Linked DNA regions of Homo sapiens: region 2 is linked to region 1. The links are chromatin loops, found by intact Hi-C in ENCODE. Cell type or tissue: mammary epithelial cell. All regions are shown on one strand. Region 1 overlaps APBB2 (amyloid beta precursor protein binding family B member 2). Region 2 overlaps APBB2 (amyloid beta precursor protein binding family B member 2).

The links. A loop is a pair of places that touch in the nucleus more often than their neighbours do. Peaks named below come from ENCODE experiments on the same cell type or tissue, not always from the same donor. Only the 100,000 strongest peaks of a DNase experiment are listed, where the experiment ranks them.
Region 2: a loop joins it to region 1, with 1.8 times the contacts of the local background. A loop is called at or near these places in 3 of 110 quality-filtered maps.

What each region holds. Positions count from the first base shown.
Region 1 is chr4:41,021,631-41,026,630 of GRCh38, reverse strand. The region is part of intron 5 of APBB2 (amyloid beta precursor protein binding family B member 2); the gene reads left to right. Among named protein-coding and RNA genes, the nearest start is that of APBB2, 190 kb to the left of the region's middle. In mammary epithelial cell, no CTCF peak of the experiment used is centred here; a DNase peak (open chromatin) is centred at 1,920.
Region 2 is chr4:41,072,959-41,077,958 of GRCh38, reverse strand. The region is part of intron 3 of APBB2 (amyloid beta precursor protein binding family B member 2); the gene reads left to right. Among named protein-coding and RNA genes, the nearest start is that of APBB2, 140 kb to the left of the region's middle. In mammary epithelial cell, no CTCF peak of the experiment used is centred here; no DNase peak of the experiment used is centred here.

The DNA.
Region 1 (5,000 bases):
TGAAGATACAGTAAATGAGAGAAGCCAGTCACAAAAGATCTCATTATATGATTCTGTTTATATGAAATGTCTATCATCACCAAGTTCACAAAAACAAAGATTAGTGTTTGCAGGGGTTGGAGGGAGGGACGAATGGGTCGTGACTGTTAATGGGTACAGGATTTCATTTTTGGTGATAAAAATGTTCTTGAATTAGATAGTATTATTGGATGCACAACTCTGTGAGTATACTAAATAGCACTGAATTGTGTACTTTAAAATATGGTATATAAATTTATGATATAAAAATTTTTTAACTTTTAGGTTCAGGGGTACATGTGAAGGTTTGTTACATAGGTAAACACATGTCATGGGGCTTTGTTGTTCAGATTATTTCATCACCTAGGTATTAAGCTCAGTACCCAATAGTTATCTTTTCTGCTCCTCTCCCTCCTCCCATCCTCCACACTCCAGTGTTTGTTGTCTCCTTCTTTGTGTTTGTAAGTTCTTATCATTTAGCTCCCACTTATAAGAGAAAATGTGCTACTTGGTTTTCTGTTCCTGCATTAGTTTTCTAAGGATAATAATCTCCAGCTCCATTCATGTTCCTACAAAAGACATTATCTTGTGCTTTTTTATGGCTGCATAGTATTCCATGGTATATATGTACCACATTTTCCTTTTTTTCTTTTTTTTTTTTTTTTTTTGTGGAGATGGAGTCTCACTCTTTCGCCCAGGCTGGAGTGAAGTGGCATGATCTTGGCTCAATGCCACCTCCACCCCCCAACCCCTACCCCCCACCATCCCAGCTTCAAGAGATTCTCCGGCCATCAGCCTTCCAACTAGCTGGGATTATAGGCATCTACCACCACACCCAGCTAGTTTTTGTATTTTTAGTGGAGACACGGTTTCACCATGTTGGCCAGGCTGGTCTCAAACTCCTGACCTGAGGTGATCCACCCACCTCAGCCTCCCAAAGTGCTAGGATTACAGGCATGAGCCACCATGACTGGCCCACATTTTCTTTATCCAGTCTGTCATTAATGGACATTTAGGTTGATTCCATGTCTTTGCTGTTGTGAATAGCGCTGCAGTGAACATTCATGTCCATGTGTGTTTATGATTTATATTCCTCTGAGTATATACCCAGTAACAGGATTACTGGGTCGAATGGTAGTTCTGCTTTTAACTTTTTGAGAAATCGCCACACTGCTTTCCACAACAGTTGAACTAATTCACACTCCCACCGACAGCATATAAGTGTTCCCTTTTCTCCGCAATCTCACCAGCATCTATTATTTTTTGACTTTTTAGTAATAGCCATTCTGATTTGATTTGCATATTCTTTAATGATCAGCGGTATTGAGCTTTTTTTCATATGCTTCTTGGCCAAATGTATGTCTTCTTTTCAGAAGTGTCTGTTCATGTCCTTTGCTCACTTTTTAATGGGTTTGTTTTTCTCCTGTAAATTTGTTTAATTAAGTTCCTTATAGGGTTGTGGGAGTGAAGGAGGACCGGAGAGATCATGGTGAAACTGGAGGATTTTTATTGAGTGCACTCAGACCCAGCGGATTAACATCCAAAAACTGGGCCTGGAACAAAGACAGCACTTGAATTTTAGACACATTTCTAAAAGGGGGTGGGCTAGCCTGAAACAAGTTTACAGTGGCGCGAATCGTAGTGGCGTGAAAGCAAGGATACAGAGGCAGAACAAAGGGAGTTAATTAAATTGTGACAGGTTCATAACTCAGGATTACAGGTGACTCTTCCTGTGCAGTCCAGATGGCTGTTATGGAGGCTTGCTCTAGTGCCTTGCACAGGCTTATCTCTTAACCTTCACTATGGCGCCCAGATGGCTGCAGCCCAGGCCTGCTCAGGCATGTCTTATAATCTTCACTGTGCTGCTTAGATAAAAACAGAATACTCAAGTTACCGGAAAACAGGAATCTGTAAACTCATAAGTTTTACTCATAGGGGAAAGGAAAATTTGTTTTCTTCTCCCTATGTTGAAGGAGGGCTGGGAGAGTCTCCAGGGCACATTCCTTTGAGCTCTGGCTTCTTAGATAATATTATTGAGACTTCACCTGGGTCCAGGCTTTGCCTGCTACTGCCTTTGGAATGAGTCACCCTAATATAGAAGGCTTGTTTTTCTCTTTTTAATTTTATTTTTCTTTCGTTCTTCAATTTCCTCCCTCAATAGGTGCTGGATATTAGACCTTTGTCAGATGCACAGTTTGAAGATAGTTTCTCCCATTCTGTAGGTTGTCTGTTTACTCTGTTGATAGTTTCTTTTGCTGTGCAGAAGCTCATAAGTTTAATTAGATCCCACTTGTCAATTTGTTTTGATCGCTTTTGGTGTCTTTGTCATGAAATCTTTATCCATTCCTTTGTCCAGGATGGTATTGCTTAGGCTGTCTTCCAGGCTTTTTATAGTTTGGGGTTGTACATTTAAGTGTTTAATTCATCTTGAGTTGATTTTTGTATACGGTATAAGGAAAGGGTCCAGCTTCAATCTTTTGCATATGGCTAGCCGGTTATTTCAGCACCATTTATTGAATAAAGAGTCTTTTCCCCATTGCTGTTTTTTGTCAGCTTTGTTGAAGATAAGATGGTCATAGATGTATGGCTTTATTTCTGGGCTCTCTATTCTGTCCCATTGGTCTGTGTGTTCTTGTTTTTGTACCAGTACCATGCTGTTTTGAGTACTGAAGCCCTGTAGTATAATTTGAAGTTGGGTAACATGAGGCTTCCAGCTTTGTTCTTTTTGCTTGGGCTTGCCTTGGCTAATTGGACTCTTTTTTTGGTTCCATATGAATTTTGAAATAATTTTCTTTAGTTCTGTGAAGAATGTCGATAGTTTGATAGGAATAGTATTGAATCTGTAAATTGCTTTGGGCAGTGTAGCCATTTTAATTATATTAATTCTTCCTACCCATGAGCATGGGATGTTTTTCCATTTGTTTGTGTCTTCTCTGATTTCTTTGAACAGTGTTTTGTAATTCTTATTGTAGAGATCTTTCACTTCCCTGGTTAGCTGTATTCCTAGGTGTTTTATTCTTTTTGTGGCAATTGTGAATGAGATTGTGTTTCTGATTTGGCTCCCTGCTTGGCTGTTGTTGGTGGATAGGAATGCTAGTGATTTTTGTACACTGATTTTGTATCCTGAAACTTTGCTTAAGTTGTTTATCAGCCGAAAGAGCTTTTGGGCTGAGGCTGTGGGATTTTCTAGATAATAGTATATAAATTATATCTCAATGAAGCTGTTATTTAAAAAAAATGAATGGAATAGTCACTTTCCTCAAGGCGTTTGCAATTTAGAAGAAGACATAGACATAGGATCTAATCATAGAAGTCTGCAACTTCTTATCTACTGAGGAAGTATGCAAGAACTGCTAACTCATGCCCCCCATATTTAACAATATGCCTGATGCTTTTCAGATCAAGAAATGAGCTTTGAGCTGATAGGATTGCAACTGATGAACAGTCATGTTTGACAGGGAAGTACCCCATTCTGCTCTAAGTTACAAAACATATGCTTTTGACTCTAAATATTCCTTGTTCTTTCGGGAGCCACGGTAGAGTTGAGTAAGAATTTATTTGAGCTGAGACTGAGGAGCAAGATAAATTGGTCTATACATTATATTAAAGGATTTTATTTTAACTCTTGCTCAGATGCTACATGGGGTAACAGCTGAGATAACTAACTGATCATTGATCACCCTTTCTCTGATATATCAAGGATATCCTTTCCTTTTTTTCAAGGAAAGGAAAGATGAATTTCCTGTTGACTTAACTATTAATAACAGTGGTTTCCTTTCAGTGTTTAATAAGAAACTCTCAGAAATTCTGTCTAGACATTTTATGTCAACATTTTTTGAGATGTTAATTGAAACACTTGCCTTTCCCGTTTTACTTGAGGATTTATTCTCCAAACATTTATGAGTGCCTACTCTGTGCTAGGCCTCTGTGCTGGTTGGTGGAGGTCACAGTCTAGTGGGAAACTCAAACAGGTTAATAGTAAAAGTAAAACAGCATGAGTGATGCTGTAATAGAAATGCATTTATGAAGGTGTGAGAATTGTGAGAAGTAGACTCCAGAGGGACAAGAGAAGGCTTCATAAAGCGGTGACATCTTTTCTGAATCTTCAAAGAGGAGTAGGAATTTGCTGGAGGGAAGGAAGGGTACTGAGAGTGTGTGGAGGGACAAGGAAGATGATGTATGCGATCAGAGCATTCCATGTGCCTCTGAAATAATTAACTCCATGTACATCATTTTATTCTTCCCAGATCTCACACTTCCTCTTCCAGTGGTTCTCCAAATTGGCCACAGATTAGAATCACCGCAAGAACATTTTAATGCCCTGACTGGGCCCAATCCCAGAGGAACTGAATCAGAATCTTAGAAGTATTTTTGTGGGTGGGGCCTAGGCATCTATACTGTTTTAAAAGCCCCCCAGGTGGTTTTTACATGTGGCCAGGGTTGAGAACAGTTCCTCATTCCCTTCACATCTGTTCCTCTGTGTCCGGAATTTATTCCTTCTGGTGGGTTCTTGGTCTTGCTGACTTCAAGAATGAAGCCACGGACCCTTGCCGTGAGTCTCACAGCTCTTAAAGATGGTGTGTCTGGAGTTTGTTCCTTTAGATGTTCAGATGTGTCCAGAGTTTCTTTCTTCCAGTGGGTTCATGGTCTCGCTGACTTCAGGAGTGAAGCCACAGACCTTTGCAGTGAGTGTTAAGGTGGTGCGTCCGGAGTTGTTTGTTCCTGCCAGTGGGTTCGTGGTTTTGCTGACTTGAGGAATGAAGCCACAGACCCTCACAGTGAGTGTTATAGCTCATAAAGGTGGTGTGGACCCAAAGAATGAGCAGCAGGAAGATTTATTGTGAAGAGTGAAAGAACAAAGCTTCCACAGTGTGGAAGGGGACCCAAGCGAGTTGCCATTGCTAGCTCAGGTGGCCAGCTTTTATTCCCTTATTTGGCCCCACCCACGTCCTGCTGATTGGTCCATTTTACAGAGCACTGAA
Region 2 (5,000 bases), 51 kb before region 1:
CAAATAAGGTCAAACACAATGGCACATCTCTTGGTTCTTGCATGTGTGCATGTGACATTTTTCTTGGGCTCTCTGCTTGCTCATTCTGTTCTGGACTGTTTACTCTTGAGGCCTATGCACAGCTGTTGACCTGGAATTTGTCCTTAGCAATCACGTTGGGAATTCTTGATTGACCTGTTTATTGGATGCCATCTCTTTTGGTTTTGACCCTCTTTTGGGGAGGCACATTGCCTGGCTGCTTTGTGAGAAAGCATGTGTAGATGGAATTTTTTTGAGATCTGGCATGTGTCAAAATATCATTTGGTCTTCCCTTACATATGATTGATAATCTAATTTAAAGTTGGAGATTACTTTCCCTGGGAGTTTAGAGGGTTTGTTCCATTTTCTTCTGCTTCCAATTTTGTTACAGAATTGTTGCATGCTCTTCTGACTCTATGTACTTTGTATGTGACTTGTTTCTTTTCTTTTTGGATGCTTTTAGGGTATTTAAAAATCCCCCAGTGTTCTGAGCTTTTCTTGTAATCCACCTTGGTATGTCACTTTTTCATTCATTGTGAAGACTGTTCTCTTTTTTGGAGTTCCTATTTGTCAGATGCTGGAACTCTTGGATTTTTTTCTCCAATGTAATTATTGTTTAAAAAAAAATCCCTGGCTGTGTGTGGGCTTACACCTGTAATCCCAGCATTCTCAGAGGTCAAGGTGGGAGGATTGCCTGAGCCCAGGAGTTCCAGACAAGTCTGGGCAACATAGTGAGTCCTTATCTCTTCCAAAAAAAAAAAAAAAAAAATTAGCTGGGTGTGGTGGTATGCGCCTGTAGTCCTAGTTACTCGGGAAGTTGAGGTGGGAGGATCACTTGAGCCCAAGGATTCGAAGCTGCAGTGAGCTACTATTATACCACTGCACTCCAGCCTGGGCCACAGAGCAAGACTGTGTCTCAAAAAAAAAAAAAATCCTGATTTTTATCCTTTTATCTTTTTGTTCTACTTTAGGGGAACATTTACCTCTATTATCTATTAACCTCTCTGTTGATTTTTTTATTTCTGTGATTATAATATTAATTTCTAGGAGCTTTTTCTTGTTCTCACAGTATCTGTATTTTATAGCATCCATTCTTTATTGCTTTGTGGATGCAATATGTTTTACCCTCTTGGGGTTCTTAATTATGTATATTTGAAGTCTTCTCCCTGCATTGACCCTGTTCCCTCCTGAAGTTCCTGTCTGTCATGCTGGACCCTATTTCACATGCTTGGTGTTCATCTTGTCATCTTTATTCATGAGGAGGCACAAAGCAAGGCTTTGTCAATTGGTGGCCTCGCATAAGATGACCACCTCTTTTCAGAAGTCACCTTGTCTTCCAGTTTTGGTATCTGTAGATCTCTTTTCTTGGGCAGGTTAGTTTCTCCAGAAAAGTCTCCAGTACCAATCTCCTACTGGCCAGTGCTCTGGGAACCCAGCAGAGGAAGGGGCTGTGGAGTGCATAGTTCCACTTAGTCCTTCTCTTTTTCAGTCAGTCCCTCCACCTGGTCACTGTTCCTAGTGTCCCCGAGTGCAGATCTTCTCAAGCTTAACCTTTGCTGAGGTGGGAGGAGGGGCATAGCAAGCTTCATGGTTTAGCAAAGATATGGAGTTTTACTCCTTAAAATGACTTGCAAGCCATCCCCCAGTTTTCAGTGCTGCCTCCATCCTGTCTTCTCATCCAAACCCCACTTAACTGTGTCTTAACTTACACTTTCCTCAAGTTCTTTGCCGCATACTGGTTTGTTACTTCCTGACAATTCTGTCTATAGACGTTTATGTTTTGTCTGCCCCTGCTTTGAAAATTCACTCATCATTGGGCCATTTTCCAAAAATGTTTTCCATGAATTTTGTCCTCTTCCATTCTCTCTTCTCATGAACTTATCTCTGCCTCTCACTTACTGTCATTTAGGGGTGGTTTTGGGAGGGAATGGAGATAAGCACCGGGTTGTAATCTATCACATGTACCTGATAATCCCTGGTGATCAACTTGTGAGATTCAGTTCAATTTAGATACCTGGTTATCTGGTCCATTAAGGAAGAGTTCATTTGATCACTCTATACTTTTCAGTTTTATTCAGAGATTATTACTCTCACTGTCAAAATGAACTAAGTGATACTGTTTTGTTGGTTTGAGAATATAATAGAAAAAAGGTCAGTTATCTCTAAAGTATACATTCCAAGTCTGACCTCAGACCCAGTTATAAGCGTAACATAATATTTCCACCATTACAAAAAATAATGACCTTCATTGCCTGGAGCCATAATCACAGTTGGGTCAGTTTTTCTTAGATTTCCTATTAGGTTGACTTGAGTTGGGTCCAAGCTGGAAGAAAACATTCTTTTCTAAGAGCCCCTTTATCCAGTGGTCCCAGTTGTGTTCTATAGGGAACTGAGCTTCCTTGAGGCATCTCTGTAGATTCCATGAATAATGTTGGACCCTTGATGTTCTTCTCCATTCCCATGCTCAAATCACCCAGAGTATCTCTTACAAAATGCAGAAAGTTTTATGTGCCAGAAGCTTCCATCATTGAACATGTAAACACCACAGCAGAATCAAGGCCGAGTATTATCTTTCAACTTTTCTCCTTAAATTTCATTAGTACTTCAATTTTAGGAATAACAACTGATTTATTAAAATTATGTTTAATATATTATTAATGTGTATCAAAGATTACTGTAAAATTATTTTTGGGTCTTGTTCAACCATTGTAAAGTCAAAGGGCAATCAATTCAAATTTTAAAGGTTTTGTATCTCCAGAGTTTGAATGAATATAGGGGAATCTGATCTGATTTCTTTTGTTTTTTTGGAGACAGAGTGTCACTCTTGTTGCCCAGGCTGGAGTGCATTGTCACAAACATGACTCATTGCAGCATCGCCCTCCTGGGCTCAAGCAGTCCTCCTGCCTCAGCCCCCCAGGTAGCTGGGACTACAGACACGTGGCCAGATAATTTTTTGTGGAGTCGAGTTTTGCCATGTTTCTCAGGCTTGTGTTGGAATTCCTGGGCTCAGGTGGTCCACTTACCTCGGCCTCCCAAAGTGCTGGGATTACAGGCATGAGCCACCATGCTGGGCCTGATCTAATTTCTAATCTAGAGTTTACAAAAATCCTTTTAAAAAAAACAATAATATGGTGAAACCCCATCTCTACTAAAAATACAAAAAATTAGCCGGGACTGGTGGCGGATGCCTGTAGTCCCAGCTACTCGGGAGGCTGAGGCAGGAGAATGGCGTGAACCCGGGAGGCGGAGCTGGCAGTGAGCCGAGATGGTGCCACTGCACTCCAGCCTGGGCGACAGAGCAAGACTCCATCTCAAAAAAAAAAAAAAAAAAATAATAATAATAATATTTGCCTTCATATGGTAGAATTAATATTTTTCTGTTTCAGACGCCTCATGTTCTTTGTTGATAAATCAATAGATTGAGAGTATGTAGAAGTTCTGAGACGAAATCTTTCTATTTGCAGGTTCCTGTTGTCACTATGATAAAGAGTGCTGGGGCATCTGTTTTGTGCTAAAGCTAACTAGAAGTGTCGCTGCTCTGAGCAACAGGCAGGAAGTACTTCTGTCCTTAAAACCAAAAATAGATGCTCTTTCTCATTATCATAGCTCAAATGATCATCTTTTTTAATGAGATGGGCACATCCCTTGTGGTTTTCACAGATTTAATGACCAGATTATTTAATGCAGAGCTTGGGGAAGAACAGCTCTGGTAAGAAAGATGATGGAAATTTTACTGGAAGCAAAAATAACAACTTTATTCCTTCTTTTTTCTTTCTGCTAATGTTTTCAACCTCTTATTCCTTTGTTTGTTTGTTTAGAGATGGTCTTGCTCTGTCACCCAGGCTGAAGTGCAGTGGCACCATCATAGCTCACTGTAGCCTTGAACTCCTGGGCTCAAGCAATCCTCCTGCCTCAGCCTCCCAAGTAGTTGAGACTACAGGCACGTGTCATCACACCCGACTTGCTAGCATATTGATTGACTGCTTAATTGATGAGATGAGGTCTTGCTACATTGCCCAGGCTGGTCTTGAACTGCTGGCCTCAAGTGATCCTACTACTTTAGCTTCATTGTATCATTGTATTCATTACACACTGTAATGCTGAGATTACAGGTGTGAACCACCTCACTGGGCCTCCTGCTGTTTTTTTCTTTTGTTGTTGTTGTTAATTATTTTTCATGATTCTTAAAGGGATTCACTTGTCTTATTTTAATATATTGGTATGTTTACACATTTCTCACTATATTTTAACTTCCAAGAGACCATTACCACGGAGAAAAAAAATTATTTGTTAAGAGAGTTGGAGGTGTCAGGATTTAGGTATACTGTATGTGGTCTGACTTGCTTTGGACAGCTCTGCCAAGTATTGTGTATTAGTATGTTGGCAGTTGGAAGGTGAAAAATTGCTTCTTTGCTGATTTTAGAAAGTTCTGTTTGTATTTCTGAAAGTAAGGCAAGAAACAAAGAGAATAGAAGAAATTTAAGGGAAATAAGGTAATATATGTGAAGGTGCCTTGTAAACTGCTAAATCACATTACAGCAAGTGTTGAACTTAAAGTGAGAAAATAAGATCCACAAAGATGCTATAAAGAAAAATGGGAGAAAGAGAAAAGAACTTAGATAGGAAGTTGTTAAGAAGAAACAAAATGGGAAAATCATAATGGGGAATTTTTACATTCTAGGTTTTTTTTACTCTGAAAATTCAGGAGTAGTTGTTCTTGCTATATGAGCAGTGAAGTAAAAAATATTTTTTAGCCGAGAAGAATGTTCTGTGGAAATAATTGGGAAAAAGAATCTTATCTGGGGTGGTGAAAGTTGGATAGAAACTACTAGGCACAAGACCTAGTCTAAAAAAAGGTCTAAATAAAGATCTGTGTGTTGTAGGGGGTTATGTACTTAATTAAGGTGTAATTCACATTTGTTACCACTTAATTAAGGTGTAATTCGTATTTGTAGATCTCTTCTGAGCCTTTCCTTTTGTTC